2 separate regions of the Homo sapiens genome follow, and region 2 is linked to region 1. The links are chromatin loops, found by intact Hi-C in ENCODE. Cell type or tissue: PC-9. All regions are shown on one strand.

The links. Peaks named below come from ENCODE experiments on the same cell type or tissue, not always from the same donor. Only the 100,000 strongest peaks of a DNase experiment are listed, where the experiment ranks them.
Region 2: it touches region 1 in a loop (2.3-fold over the local background); 2 of 110 quality-filtered maps call a loop at or near these places.

What each region holds. Positions count from the first base shown.
Region 1 is chr2:223,857,287-223,865,286 of GRCh38, reverse strand. No RefSeq gene overlaps it. Among named protein-coding and RNA genes, the nearest start is that of AP1S3, 24 kb to the right of the region's middle. In PC-9, CTCF peaks have their summits at 3,402, 3,626, 4,891 and 5,092; DNase peaks (open chromatin) are centred at 3,716, 4,066 and 5,046; H3K27ac peaks cover 2,186 bases.
Region 2 is chr2:223,544,573-223,552,572 of GRCh38, reverse strand. No RefSeq gene overlaps it. Among named protein-coding and RNA genes, the nearest start is that of SCG2, 54 kb to the left of the region's middle. RefSeq lists an enhancer at 2,734-3,933. In PC-9, no CTCF peak of the experiment used is centred here; DNase peaks (open chromatin) are centred at 3,142 and 7,022; H3K4me3 peaks cover 837 bases; H3K27ac peaks cover 3,050 bases.

The DNA of each region.
Region 1 (8,000 bases):
TGTGGTGTGCCTACTTCTAGGCCTTCTCAATGGAGAGAGCTTAGGAACTATTAATAGGTGTATATCTCTACACACACAGATAGACTTACACACACGTATACCTACATACCTGCACACACAGATGTGTATTTCTGTACCTCTATTCTGCATTCTTCATGATAACTTCAATTCCAATCCAACACTACAGGGCTCATATATCATCCTCCCCTTTCTAGATTTATAACTCCCTTCCACAACTGTGAGAAACCTATCTCCCATTATTCATAATAAATCTGTTTATTTGTTGAATCCTAGAATATACAGAAAATAGTTTCAGATTTCCTAATGCACACCTCCAGGAAGAAGAGGTGGAGGAAGAGGAAGGAAGAAGTGGAGGAGGAGGAGGGGGATAAACAAGAAGTTGTTTCCTAATTCAAGTTCAATATTTAAGAGTTATTCATCGTGGCCGGGTGCAGTGGCTCACACCTGTAATCCCAGCACTTTGGGAGGCTAAGGCAGGTGGATCGCCTGAGGTCAGGAGTTCGAGACCAGCCTGGTCATCATGGTGAAAGAAAAGATGGAGGTTGCAGTGAGCAAAGATCATGCCACTGCACTCCAGCCTGGTGACAGAGTAAGATTCTGTCTCAAAAAAAAAGAAAGAAAGAAAGAAAGAAATGTACATTTTAAGGTAGGGTTATTTAACATCTTTTTTTTTTTTTTTTTTTGAGGCAGGGTCTCGCTCTATAGCCCAGGCTGGAGTTAAGTGGCATGATCTTGGCTCACTGCAACCTCCACCTCCTGGGCTCAAGTGATCCTCCTGCCTTAGCCTCCTGAGTAGCTAGGACTATAGGCAAGTGCCACCACATCCAACTAATTCTTTGTATTTTTTGTAGAGACGGGCTTTTGCCATGTTGCCCAAGCTGGTCTTGAACTTCTGAGCTCAAGCGATCCACCTGTCTCGGCCTCCCAAAGTGCTGGGATTACAGGCATGTGACACTGTGCTTGGGCCTTCTTATTTAATTATGATGAAAATACTAAGTCCTAATTATACAATGATGTAAAATGTGTGCCTGGTATCTGAGCATGTGAGGTATATATCATTCACATGGCTCCTTACAAATTTTTTAGAAAAATTTTAAACATTGTTTTACAAAGACAGATTATACTTGTGTGAACAAACCATTTAAAACTGTGGTAACGTAATGGATGAAGAGTAAGAAGAAACTTTTATATATTTTTTTAGATTTCAAATCTTCAAAGCCAGTAGACAAAGGTAGTTTTTTTAAAAAAATTGAATGTCTTTTTTAAAAAAACTAAAAAAATTTTTTTAATCTAGTGTTTTATATGTTAAAATGTATTAACTAAGGATAGTACACAATTAAGCACCTAATTGTGTTGAAAATGCAATTGCACATTTAGAAAAATTGTCCCTAGTTTATGAAGTTGTTTCTGTGCTCTAATAATCATTTCAATTGCTGTTTAATCTCTCTATTTAAACTATGTGTCTGCATCTTAATGAATCCAGTGGAAGCTTCTAATTAAGTACATAGTGCTGGATTTATTTACACCGATTGCCTAAGTCTCAAAACCAAGTCACAGCAGGATCCAGGGAAGCAGTTACATCTCAGAGAATAAAACACCATTACAGAATTTATTCCCGTGTTTACACTAGTGTCTAGAAGCCAAATACTGAAAAGAACATAAAAGGAAGTGTGTGTGCTTTGAGTAAGTCTTGAAGCTACTTAACTTTTTTTTTTTTTTCCCCCATCAGGGCCCTTATTAGAGTTAATTTAATGAACAACAAAAAAACATGATTCGGCCGGGCGCAGTGGCTCATGCCTGTAATCCCAGCACTTTGGGAGGCTGAGGTGGGCAGATCATGAGGTCAGGAGATCGAGACCATCCTGGCTAATATGGTGAAACTCTGTCTCTACAAAACATAAAAAAATTAGCCAGGCGTGGTGGCACGCACCTCTAGTCCCAGTTACTTGGGAAGCTGAGGCAGGAGAATCTCTTAAACCCGGGAGGTGGAGGTTGCAGTGAGCCCGGCCTCCGTAAATTTCTTAAGGAAGAATGCCTGGGAGATGATTATGTTTTTAGTCTGTGATATGGTTAAGCTTTTTGTCCCCACCCAAATCTCATCTGAATTGTAATCCCTGTAATTCCCACATGTCTCGGAAGAGACCAGGTGGAGGTAATTGGATCATGAGCGTGGTTTCCCCATGCTGTTTTTGTGATAGTGAGTGAGTTCTCACGAGATCGGATGGCTTTATAAGGGGCTCTTCCTCCTCCGCTTGGCATTTCTCCTTCCTGCCACCTTGTGGAAATATCCAGCTACAAGTAGTTCTTTATAACAGTATGAAAATGGACTAATACTGGCCAGGCGCTGTGGCTCACGCCTGTAATCCCAGCACTTTGGAAGGCCAAGGCAGGTGGATCACCTGAGGTCAGGAGTTCCAGACCAGCCTGACCAACATGGAGAAACCCCTGTCTCTACTAAAAATACTAAATTAGCCAGGCATGGTGACGTGTGCCTGTAATCCCAGCTACTTGGGAGGCTGAGGCAGGAGAATCTCTTGAACCTGGGAGGCAGAGGTTGCAGTGAGCCAAGATTGTGCCATTGCACTCCAGCCTGGGCAACAAGAGTGAAACTCCGTCTCAAAAAAAGAAAAAGAAAAGAAAGAGAAAGACAATGGACTAATACAGTCTGTGTGTGTCAGAAATATTTTCCATTGCATATTAAAAAATAAATGACTAGCCAGGTATGGTGGCACATGCCTGTGATCCCAGCTACATGGGAGGCCGAGGCACAAGAATCGCTTGAATCCGGGAGGCAGAGGCTGCAGTGAGCCAAGATTGTGCCACTGCACTCTAGCCTGGACAACAGAGTGTGACAGAATCTCTCTCAAAAAATAAAATACAATAAATAAAATAAAATAAATAAAAAGGCCAGGTACGGTGGCTTATGCCTGTAATCCTAGCACTTTGGGAGGCTGAGGCAGGCGAATCACATGAGGTCGGGAGTTTGAGACCAGCCTGACCAACATGGTGAAACCCTGTCTCTACTAAAAATACAATAATTAGCCAGGCATAGTAGCAGTCACCTGTAATCTCAGCTACTTGGGAGGCTGAGGCAGGAGAATCTCCTGAACTTGGGAGGTGGAGGTTGCAGTGAGCCAAGATCGTGCCATTGCACTCCAGCTGGGTGACAAGAGCGAAACTCTGTCTCAAAAATATATATATATATATTTGCTGTCAGCCTATGATTTTAGGTTGTGTTCCTTTGAGGCCAAGCCTGTCTGGATACAAAGTTGGTCACCTTTCTTTACAAGCAGGCTGCTCTCTCCTTTTCCAAATGGCCTAGTGTTACTGCTTTTATTGTGTGAGCACCTGAGTCCAGAGAGGGCAGAGAAGGTAAAGGTGATAGAGGGGGAGAAGAATTCCCAATATACATTGTTTTTCTTTTCCAATCAAAGTACTAAATTCTTTACCTGGATTATTTTATTTAATCCTTTTAAGAACTCCTTGAAATAGGAATTTATTTTTATTCCCATTTTATAGGTGAAAAAATGGTCCTCAAATTCTACTTTTTCCCTTTCCCAAACACATCCTTTTATTGCCTGCCCAGCAATTCTGAGCTCCCAGAGGTGGCCAAAAGGAGGGGCTAAGGAACATGTTCATGACAGCCTAGGGTAGAAAGAGCTTGGACTTTGGCCTCAGACTTATCTTGGTTTGAATTCCAGTGTTGCTACTCACTAGTCATGTTAACACTTGCAAGTTATGCAAACATTGTGGACATTCACTGGTTTTATTTTCTGTAAAATCAAAACCAGTGTGCAATAATATAATGTATGTAAAGATTAAGACATGTAAAGTAGCTAGTCTAGTATCCACGGTGGATAATAAATATGGGTTTCTTTCTGCTTCCTTCTTTCAACTGGAGATAATGGGGATGAACTGGAGCTTGAAGCTGCCCTGTGGAAGGAGATGGAGGAGAAGGAGCCTTTGTGGGAAGTGACCGGGAAGGCAAAGCTCACCCCGCAGTGGCAAGTTGCCATATGTAGACTGGTTGTTGCATCCTGAGTTCCTGGTTTGTGGCCTAAAAAGAATGTAGGGTGAGGCTGGGCACAGTGGCTCACACCAGTACTCCCAACATTTTGGGAGGCTGAGGTGGTAGGATTGCTTGAGTCCAGGAGTTTGAGACCAGCGTGTGCAACATAACGAGATGTCATCTCTACAAAAAATACAAAAATTAGCCTGGTGTAATGGTGCATGCCTATAGTTCCACCTTCTCAGGAGGCTGAGGCAGGAGGATCACTTGAGCCTGGGAGACTGAGGCTGCAGTGAGCAAGATCAAGCCACTGCACTCCAGCCTGGGCAATGAAGTGAGACCCTGTCTCAAAAAAGAAAAGAAAAGAATGTAAGGTGTTTTTACAAAAGGCTAGTACTGGGTGGTGCCAGTCAGTTATCTGACCCAGCCCTTAGAATACTTGTTACCCCCTAGTTTCCTGGAAGAAGGAACTATAAAGACTGAATGAGCAGGGTTGGAGGTGTGGATGAGGCCCCACTCTCCAAGGGTGGCCAGGATGGCTCAGCATGGGGGACACCCTCCAATGGAGCTGCGGGCCTGAGAATCAAGGTCCAGAAAGGAAGAGTATCTGGAACCCAGGAACATTCCTCAGGGGGATCTTTTTTTTTTTCTTTTTTTGAGATGGAGTCTCACTCTGTCGCCCAGGCTGGAGTGCAGTGGTGTGATCTTGGCTCGCTTCAACCTCCGCCTCCCAGGTTCAAGCGATTTTCCTGCCTCAGCCTCCCGAGTAGCTGGGACTACAGGTATTTTGTATTTTTAGTAGAGGCGGGGCGGAGTGAGACTCTGTCTCAAAAAAAAAAAAAAAAAATAGAAATGTTTGGAAAGGCATCAACAAAATATACTTACAGAATGAATTAATGAAGTTTCTAAGAACTTCATTCATAACCCTGGTTCATAAAGAACATTTTCCCACATAATGCCTTCTATTTTCTCTAGGTCAGAGGGTGGGGAAAGGCTCTTACTGGTAGCTATTACTCAAAATGAACACAGGAGGTCTCCACTGCCATGCCTTGGCCTAAAATGGCCTTGGTTTTCCTTGGAAGTCATCTGCATCTGCCTCTCGTAAGACTATTAACTTAGTACTTAAGGTCCAGAACAAAAATAGAAAATGTTTATGTGGGCCGGGCGTGGTGGCTCACACCTGTAATCCCAGCACTTTGGGAGGCTGAGGCGGGCGAGTCACATGAGGTTGGGAGTTTGAGACCAGCCTGACCAACATGGTGAAACCCCGTCTCTACTAAATATACAAAATTAGCCGGACGTGGTGGTGCTTGCCTGTAATCCCAGCTATTTGGGAGGCTGAGGCAGGAGATTGCTTGAACCCGGGAAGGGGAGGTTGCGGTGAGCCGAGATCGCGCCATTGTACTCCAGCCTGAGCAACAAGAGTGAAACTCCGTCTCAGGAAAAAAAGAAAACATTTATGTGGTGCTCTGGGAGATTCATTTTGACCAGATATCCAACTCTGAGCATTCAGACTCTCATTTTGCCTGAAAGTGTAGATTTTATGCCAGAGAACCATCTAGTCAAATGTTCAATGAAGACTAAATGGGAGAAATGGAAAATGTAAGACATTCCCAGCCACCTCCCAAGGAAAATGATTTCCTGTGTTGCACAGGGAGGCTCGGGTAAGCAAGCACCCCACTGCCATGGCCTGGGAGGGGGGACATCATTTGAGAAAGGATTCAAAGAGAAAAGAATGAGACTGGGCGTGGTGGCTTATGCCTGTAATCCCCGCACTTGGAGAGGCTGAGGCAGGAAGATCACTTGAGCCCAGGAATTTGAGACCAGCCTGGACAACATGGTGAGGCTCTGTCTTTACAAAAAATAGAAAACTTAGCTGGGCATGGTGGTGTACGCCTGTGGTTTCAGCTACTTGGGGGGCTGAGTTAGGAGGACCCTTTCAGTGCAGGAAGTTGAGGCTGCGGTGAGCTATATAATTGCACCACTGCACTCCAGTCTAGGTGACAGAGTGAGAACCTGTCTCAAAAGAGGGAGAGAGAGAGAGGAAGGAACAGGGTCCTGTTCACGAGTTCTTTATTGATGAGGACTAATGAGGTTTGGGTGCCATTCTGCACAATAAGCTAAAAGAAAGAGGTTGTTTTCTAATAAAATTCCATCTCTGTATCAGCCCAGCAGGCCTGCCTCCCCTGGATCTCCTCTCACCTGCTCCTGCCTCCATTCAGTCTCAGGCACTCTCTGTCTCTCCCACACCCTTCACCTGGCTGGTCTCCTTTCAGGCTTCAGGTTAAAGGTTTCTTCCTCAGAGAGTCTCTCCCAGAATTCCCCCATCTCAGTAGATTTCCCCATTATTCTCTATCACTGGCCCCTGGTTTTATCCATCAGAGAACTTTTATTATTTTTATTTTATTTTATTTCATTTTATTTTTTGAGACGGAGTCTTGCTCTTGTCGCCCAGCCTAGAGTGCAATGGTGCGATCTCGGCTCACTGCAACCTCCGCCTCCCCGCAAACTTCACCTCCTGGGTTCAAGCAATTCTCCTGCCTCAGCCTCCTGAATAGTTGGGATTACAGGTGCATGCCACCACGCCCGGTTAAGTTTTGTATAAACTCAGCTAGGGCAGGAGTACCATCTGTTTCATTCACTGGTGCATACTGTTAAAGGGAAAACTTCAGCTGAATTAAATTTAAAGAAGCTTAATTGAGCAATGAACGATTTGCGAATCGGGCAGACCCCAGAATCACAGCGGATTCACAGAGACTCCAGGGATGCCTCATGGTCAGAACAAATTTATAGACAAAAAAGGGAAGCAATGAACAGAAATCAGCAGTGAGGTACAGAAACAGCTGGATTGGTTACAGGTTGGCATTTGCCTTATTTGAACACAGCTCGAATACTCAGCAGTCTATGCGTGGTTGAAGAATGGCCACTGGGATTGACTCAGGTGTTGTTACAGGTGCATGCTCCCAAGTGAGGTTTTCAATCTTGCCTGCCTATTAAGCCAGGTTACAGTTTATCTACAAGGATTCAAATATAGAAGTATGGAGTCCTTCTCAGGCCGTCTTTAGTTTGCTTTAACAATGTGTACCTAGCACAGCACCTAGCACATAGTAGGTACTTAATGTAGAATGGCTGAATCGAGCTTAATAAGGAAATAACTAATGGTGGGTGAATGAGGTGCTTGTGAATAAGGAAAGTGGCACGAGGAGCCTCTAATCATTTAATAATTATTAATAAATTAATAGACAATTAATGCAATTCCCCAGTCATTTATTAAATGTTATGTTAAAAAGTGAGTTATGTTATCTGCTTTAAATCTGGTATTCTCTACCTAGACAGCCTTCAAGGCTTCACTTGTGATGGGGGAACTGGGTATGAAGCAAGTCATTGGGAGTTTGGGGCTGAAGAGAACAGAAAAATAATTCACTCTGAAGCCTGTGGAATGTGTTTCTCATGGGCAGAGAGAGAGAGTCGGAACTCTAACGCCTCTACTGGTCTTGGGGCAGATGTGGTCCAAGTAAGTTCTTTGTGTTTGCCTAGGACAGTGGTTCACAAATTTTGGTATCAACAAGAACAGTTAACTTTTATTTATTTATTTATAATAGATGGGCTATGCACCCTGAAGGAGGAGAGAGGAGATTGAAAGTTCAGGAATACAACAAGATGAAAACAAAATTTTTGTTTTGAGACAGGGTCTCATGGCTGGGTGTGGTAGCTCACACCTGTAATCCCAGCACTTTGGGAGGCCGAGGCAAGTGGATCACAAGGTCAGGAGATCGAGACCATCCTGGCCAACATGGTGAAATCCCATCTCAACTAAAATACAAAAAATTAGCCGGGCATGGTGGTGCACGCCTGTAGTCCCAGCTACTCAGGAGGCTGAGGCAGGGGAATCGCTTGAACCCAGGAGGTGGAGATTGCAGTGAGCCGAGACCACGCCACTGCACTCCAGCCTGGCAACAGAGTGAGACTC
Region 2 (8,000 bases), 310 kb after region 1:
TCCAGAAGGTACGGAAACTGTATTTTATTCGTGTATTCCCAGACATATATGCTGCACAGATGAATGCACAAATTAGTAAGTATTAGAAATATCTTTCCACAGGGAGACTTTCATACAATTCTCCTTCATTGGCATCATAAAACCAGGGTAATAGGGCTATTGGCAATGTGAAAATAGAGATAAAGCCTGTATGTACATTTGAATCAATAATCATTTACAACACTCACAAGACAAACATGGACCTTCTGGTTGCCTTTAGTATCAATAAAGGCAAATTCAACTGACACATGAACATATAGATTTTTTTTTTTTTTGAGATGGAGTCTCTCTCTGTTGCCCAGGCTGGAGTGCAGTGGTGCGATCTTGGCTCACTTCAACCTCTGCCTCCCAGGTTCAAGCAATTCTCCTGTCTCAGCCTCCCAAGTAGCTGAGAATACAGATGCACACCACCACACCTGGCTAATTTTTGCATTTTTAGTAGAGACAGGGGTTTCACCATATTGGACTTGAACTCCTGACCTCAGGTGATCCACTTGCCTCGACCTCCCAAAGTTCTGGGCTTACAGGCATGAGCAACTGCATCCAGACTTAGACTTTTCATAATTTGACTTAGTTTGAAAAAGTGTGGAGAAGGAGAGCCTTCCTCGAACAAATACAGAATATTATTATTAGTACTAGCTGCCATTATTGAGCGCATGTTCTGTGCCAGACACAATGCTAAATGCTGTACATAAATAACAAAGAAACTCTACTTTGGAACTTCCCTTATCAGTAAACTGGTTCCTTTCTTGTTCCCCATGCACTTTTATGGCCTCAGAGAAGTGGGCCTGTTGGATGCCACTACCAGAAGAAGGATATAACATTGCAACGTCCCTTCCAGACAAAGAAAAGAGCCTGTGTGAAGACAGCATTGTTGGAAAACAACAAACGTTTGTGTTTTTTTTTTATTTGTTTGTTTTGTGTGGACATCTTTTTTTATTTTTAAAAAACTTTAATTTTAAGTTTGGGGTCTAATGCAAGTTTGCTGCCTAGATAAACTTGTGTTACGGGGGTTTGTTGTACAGATTATTTCATCACCCAGGTATTAAGCCTAGTACACATTAGTTATTTTTTCCTGATCCTCTCCCTCCTCCCATCCTCCACCTTCCAAACGGCCGCAGTGTGTCTGTGTCTTGTTCCCTACCATGTGTCCATGTGTTCTTATCATTCAGCTCCCACTTATAAGTGAGAACATGTTGGTATTTGGTTTTCTGTTTCTTTGTTAGTTTGCTAGGGATAATGGCCTCCAGCTCCATCCATGACCCTGCAAAGGACATGATCTCATTCCTTTTTATGGCTGCATAGTATTCTGTGGTGTATACGAACCACATTTTATTTATCCAGTCTGTTATTGATGGGAATTGAGGTTGATTCCATGTCTTTGTTATTGTGAATAGTAGTGCTGCAATGAACATACACGGGCATGTATCTTTATAATATAATAATTTATATTCCTCTGGGTATATACCCAGTAATGGGATTGCTGGGTCGAATGGTATTCCTGTGTTTAGGTCTTTGAGGAATTGCCACACTGTCTTCCACAATGGATGAACTAATTTACACTCCCACCGACAGTGTATAAGCATTCTTTTTTTTTCTCCACCATCTCACCAGCATCTGTTATTTTTTGACTTTTTAATAATAGTCATTCTGGCTGGTGTGAAATGGTATCTCATTGTTGTTTTGATTTGCATTTCTTTAAAGATCAGTGATGCTGAGCTTTTTTCATATGATTACAACAAATGTTTTGATACCTCTTTTTGAACCAAAGTTCCAGGGAGGGCCAGAGTAAGGAGAGTGTTATTGCAGAACGAGATATATTGGAAACAATGGTTCTGATCCCATTCCCTCTTTGAAACCCTGAGAGACAACTGCTAATGCTATTGGCTCCAGTGTTCAGGGGAGTGATAGCATAAAAAGGGAGTAGAGAGGTGGCCACACGTGCTAGCTCTGTTGAGCTGCACTTATCTCCAGTGGGATATCAAGGGACCCAGCAGTTCCTAAAAGCCTTTTCTGGTGGCAGAAAGGAGAGTAGCTAAGAATTCTCTGGGGGTAGAATTGCCAGGGACAGGGAAAGACAGGAGTCCTGGCACACCTGCACACTGAATTGGGACCCAGTGGGCAAGGCAAGTCTTGATCGAGCCAAATAAATAGATCATCATTGTGTCAGCTGCTGGCTTGAGCAGTGGGCAGCATAGAATGACCACTCCCAACCAGGTACAACCCTGTCACTTGGACCTTCACAGAACCCAGGCCAGGGCAGAACCAGACCAGCCAGCCACTCTGCAGTAGAGATCAGTGAATACCAGAGTTGGCACCTGGAGTTGTATCCCTTTTCCCTGCTACCGTTAAGTCATCCTAGTAATCCTCCTTGCAGAAGAGAAGTAGGGTGGAAGATTTGACGAGGTGAATGTGTACATGAAATACGCTGTGTTACCCCAAGGATACTCTTAACTGGAAGGAATTGAGAGCTCTTAAACGGCAGAGTTCAGGGTTTTGTTGTTTGTGTTGTTTCTTTTTTCTACTCTTGGTGGGTTGGGTGGGAATTCTTAGGGAGAAGATGTCATCAGTTAGAAATAAGAACTAATTTTTCTCAGTACATTGACTAGGGGGCCAGAATACTTATTTGCAACTCTAGTACCTATCAAGTACCTCATTTAAATTTTTACCAAAAAAATTTTTACCTGGGTGTCTAACAAATGAGGACACTGAAATTTAGTGAGAGTAAGTGATTTTTCCTATGGCCCTTCACTGAACCAGGTGGTGAAACCTATATCCAAATAAAACTTGGAATTTGGAGTCTTAAGCCCTATAGTATTAATATTTTGTTAACTGTTAGATGAAGCATTGCAACAGTAGGAAATCCCTTTCTTAAGTTTTGGGGTGCTTTCAGGGTTAGCATGGTAGGAGCAGAGAACCCAGAAATGGTCTGTTCAGCTTAGAGTGAATGTTCTGAGCTTGAGATCCATTGCTGATGCGGCACTGCACTGTGGGGTTATGAATTGCTTCTGGCTTGGCATCAAAGCGGAAATGCGTGGGAATGCACACTGGGTTGGCTGGGCTCCTGCCCTGGGTGAATGTGGTGCAGATGGTCCTACTGAGGATGAAAAGCCCGGTGGAGAGATGTTCAATAGGTTAATTGTGCACGTTCTTGGATGAGTCAGCCTGTAATTGCTGATACCAATATGTTCGGCGTTGCTGCCTCAGGGGCTTGGTGTGTGAGTCAGATGATGGAAATGAGGATAAAGTTGGCCTTGTTTCCTGAAATCTTAGAAACCGAATAATAAGTTTTTGAACTTGGTATGTGATCAAAATCACTTTGGGAGAAAGATGAAAAGACAGAATGAAAAACTTGTGAGTAATATTTCTCTATGCATTGTGAAGGTAATGGAATTGAGCAGCTAATTATAATGTAACTGGCTATTAGTCTTTATGAAGGTGAATGCAATCAGCCTAACCTAATTTTAAATCTTAATTCTCCTTCCCCAAGCCATATTTTCTATTCACAGCCTCAGAATGCACCTTAGAAAGCCAAGGAAGTCCTTAAGACTGTATGTAATTGCATAGGTCAATGGTTGCAGAAAAGGTGGGTAAATTCAACCTGCTGATATTTTGCGTTTGTCTGACATGAATTTTTTTGTCCTTTTGATTTAATTTTACTTTTTGAATATGTGATTCAAAAGGTGTACTCATAGAATTCTCATTTCTATCCCTATTCCCCTGACCCTGTTGCTACTCAGCCCTGTAAGTAACAATTTTCATTTGTTTTATCAGTTTTTAAAATATATATACACAAAAGTATCATATTATGCCATGTGCACTGTTTTGCATCTTATGCTTATAACTTTGCAATATATACGGAATTTTGAAATTCATTCCATACCCATTCATGAAGCTCTTTCTCATTCTTTTTTATAGCTGCAAAGTACCCCATTGTGAGGATGAACCATAGTTTATTCAATAGGTCTCTAGTTGTTGAATATTTGGATGGTTTTCAATCTTTTACAGCTATCAATGATGCCTACGTGAATAACTTTGTGCCTATGTTGTTTCCTTTTGTGGGAAATAGTTTCAGGTAGGTTTCTAGAAATGGGATTGCTAGGTCATAGGATAAAAATGCATATAATTTTGTAAGATATTTGCAATTGTCCAGCTTAGATTTGTACGATTTTGTACATTCACCAGGAATGACCATAGTGTCTGCTACCTCACGACCTTGCCAGCAGCATGTTTTCTCAAGCATTTGGTTTTCGTCAATCTGTAAGTGAGACATGGTATTTCGGTGTTGTACTTTGCATTTGTTTTATTATGAGAAAAATTGAGCCTCTTTTCTTGCTTACATGTCAATTCGTATGTGTCTTTTTTTCTGAACTATGTGTTCAAGTCTTTTTTCATTTTTTAGGTGCAATGTAATTAATTTTTACTTGTTTATTTTTAATTTTTAAAACAGCTTTATTGAGGTATAATTGGTACATAAAAATGCACATACTTAATGTGTACATAAAAATTGACGAGTTTAGGCTGGGCATGGTAGCCCATGGCTGTAATGCCAGCAGTTTGGGAGGCCAAGGCAGGTGGATCACTTGAGGTCAAGAGTTTGAGACCAGCGCAGACAACATGGTGAAACCCTGTCTCTATTAAAAGAGAGACGGGCTAAAGATTAGCTGGATGTGGTGGTGCATGCCTGTAGTCCAGCTACTCAGGAGGCTGAGGCAAGAGAATCACTTGAACCCTGGAGGCAGAGGTTGCAGTGAGCCAAGATCACCCCACTGCACTCCAGCCTGGGCCACAGAGCAAGGCTCTGTCTCAAAAAAAAAAAATTGATGAGTTTAGATGTATGTAAACATCCCTGATACCGTCAACTACAATCAAGGTAATAGACACATCCAACATCTATCTCCCAAAGTTTCCCTATGTCCTTTTGTTTTGTTTTGTTTTTGTAAGAACACATAACATGAGATCCATTCTCCTAACAAATTTTGATGTGCACAAACAATATTGTCAACTACAGCATTGTACTGTACAGGAGATCTCTAGAACTTATTCATCTAGCATAACAGAGACTAGAGCCATTGAACAGCATCTCCTCATCTCCCCTTCTCCCCAGCTCCTGGCAAGCAGCATTCTACTCTCTGCTTCTATGAGTGTGACTATTTTAGATGCTTCATATAATAGGAAATATGCAGTATTTGTCCTTCTTTGACTGGTCTTGTTTTAGTTAGCATAATATCATCTAGATTCATCCATGTTGTCTCAAATGGAAGAATTTCCTTATTGTTTAAGTCTGATTAATTTCATTGTATGTCTATACCACATTTTCTGTATTCATTCTTTCATTCATTCATTCATTCATTCATAGACATTTGGGTTGTTTCCATGTACTGGCTATTGTGAATAATGCTGCCATGAACTTGGGAGTGCAGTTATCTCTCTGAGATAAAAATTTTATTTCCTTCAGACATATAACTGGCAGTGGAATTACTGGATGGTCATTCTTTTTTTAATTTTTTTGAGAAATTGGAACCCTTGTGCACAGTTGATGGAAATGTAAATGCTGCAGCTGTGGACAACAATACAGAGCTTCCCCTTTTGTCCATTTTTGTATTAGGTTTTTGGTGCTTCTTTTTTCTTATTTTTAGGGACTTATTTACAAATTAACAAGGTTAGTACTTTGTCTAACCAAATTTGTCTAAGCAAATATTTTCTCCCAGTTTATAATTTACCTTCCTACTTTTCTGACAGCATTTTTCTCCATGCAAAAAGTTTTATTTTACACTGCTGTAGTTGAATGTATCAATCTTTTTCTTTCTATTTGTGTACTTTCTATTTCATTTAATTGGGCCCCAGGACCACTCTGTTTTAATTATGCAGCCTGCATACTGAGTTTTAATCTGGCAGAATTCGTCTCTACTCATTTCTCCTTTTTAGGGTTTTCCTAGATTTTCTCGAATGGTTAAAATGCATGTAATCTTTACAATCAACTTATTTAGTTCCAGAAAAGCAAACGCCTTAGTTTTTAAAATTGGGGTCTCATTAAATTTATATAATGGGAAGTCCTGACAAGTTTATGATGTTGAATTGTTTTGTTCAAGAATAAGGATGTTTTTGCATTTATCCCAATCTAATTTTGTCTTTTGGGGGAAATATTTGAAAGCCTTCTTCATTTGACTGTTTCAAATTTTTCATCTTTTCTTTTTTTGCATGTGTGGTTATAAATAGGGTTATGTTCTAGCTGATTAAAGTTTGTATATATAAGATTACTAATTTTTGTATGCTGGTATTCTATCTTTCTAGCTTACTAATTTTTTTTCTGTTTTTACTAATTTTAGCATTGATACTCTTGGCCTTTTTTTCCAGGGCACTATTTCATCATCTGCAAACATAGATAGTGTAATGTCTTCTTTTCTAATTTCTGTGCCTGCAATTGCCACAGAGTGTTTATTTATTGATATTTGAATTGCTTTCTGTGGTAGAGCATATGCTCTCCATCTGCCTTATCTCTTCCACTGCCTCCTGTTCCTCTCAGCCTGCTTCATTCATTTACGTGGCTTGCGTGGCTCCTGAAGGCATTGAAATTCATGACCCCTGTCAAAGGTTCACAACACTGACCTAACCTGAACAGCTGCTGCTGCCCTTATGGTGCAGTTCTTTCATTCTATTGGAGGTTAGTTTGGTCAGCATGATGAGGATGGGTCAGCCCCATAGACTTGAATTGGTTTGGAGAAACTATTTACTGTACTCTTTTGGGATGGATACCCCAGAAAAGCAGAGAAGGAATCCAGAATTGAAGTCAGAGATGTTAGGTGCAAAGGTCATGCTAAAAGGAGCAAGAACAAGATAATAAACAGAAACAGTCGTGAGTAAGGACCCAGAAAAGGGTAGATCAATATAGGATCAGGCCAGAAATGTGTAGAATGATTTCATTACTCATGGGTAGATGTATGTACCTTACTTTTACGAGGCAGTGGATGCCTGGGTATTTGGGCTTATAGGGCTGACTAAGAGTCTCAAGATCAAAACAGATAATAGTGGTCACAACAAATTTTTAATATTGAGTTGTAAAAGGGTTCTAGGATTTTTTTTCCAGGTTGTTTGTTGAGAAGGGCAAGGGCATAGTATCTGCCCTTTTGATCAGCACCATCTACAACTTTCTGTAATGAAAGAAATGTTTTATAGTCTGCATTGTCCAGTGAGGTAGTCACTAGCCCCATGAGGCTACAGAGCACCTGAAATGCAGCTAGTGCAACTGAGGACCTGAATCTCTAACTCTATTTAATTTTAATTAATTTAAATTTAAATGATGTGGCTAGTGGCTACTGTATTACACACAGCAACCCTAGAATCTTTAAAAGGACAAAGGGTACAAATGCATGGCAGAGGGTGCCTGTGACTTCAGTTTTGTGTCAACCACATTCAACATGCATCATAACACAACAGTGACCTCTCATTTGTAATAGATTTGTAACAAAATGTAATAATAATGTAATATAATCGTAATTTATAATAGAGTTTAATAATTTACATTTTATAAGGCTCTCCCATAGTTAGCTTATGTTACACTGAAATGACTCTGTGAATGATGATAATCCATGTTCATAGACAAGGAAAGGAGTTAAAAAATAATGACAGAATTTATCTAAAGCTGTGAAAATTATTAGTTTCAAATGTGTGCCTTGAATTCCAGGTTTAATCTTCATTCCATTAACATAAAAATGCACTTGCTAGCTCCAAAAATAGTCATTGGCCAGGTACGGTGGCTCACACCTGTAATCCCAGCACTTTGGGAGGCCGAGGCAGGTGGATCACAAGGCCAGGAGATCAAGACCATCCTGGCCAACATGGCGAAACCTCATCTCTACTAAAAATACAAAAAAATTAGCCAGGTGTGGTGATGCGCACCTGTAGTCCCAGCTACTTGGGGGGCTGAGGCAGGGGGACTGCTTGAACCCAGGAGGCGGAGG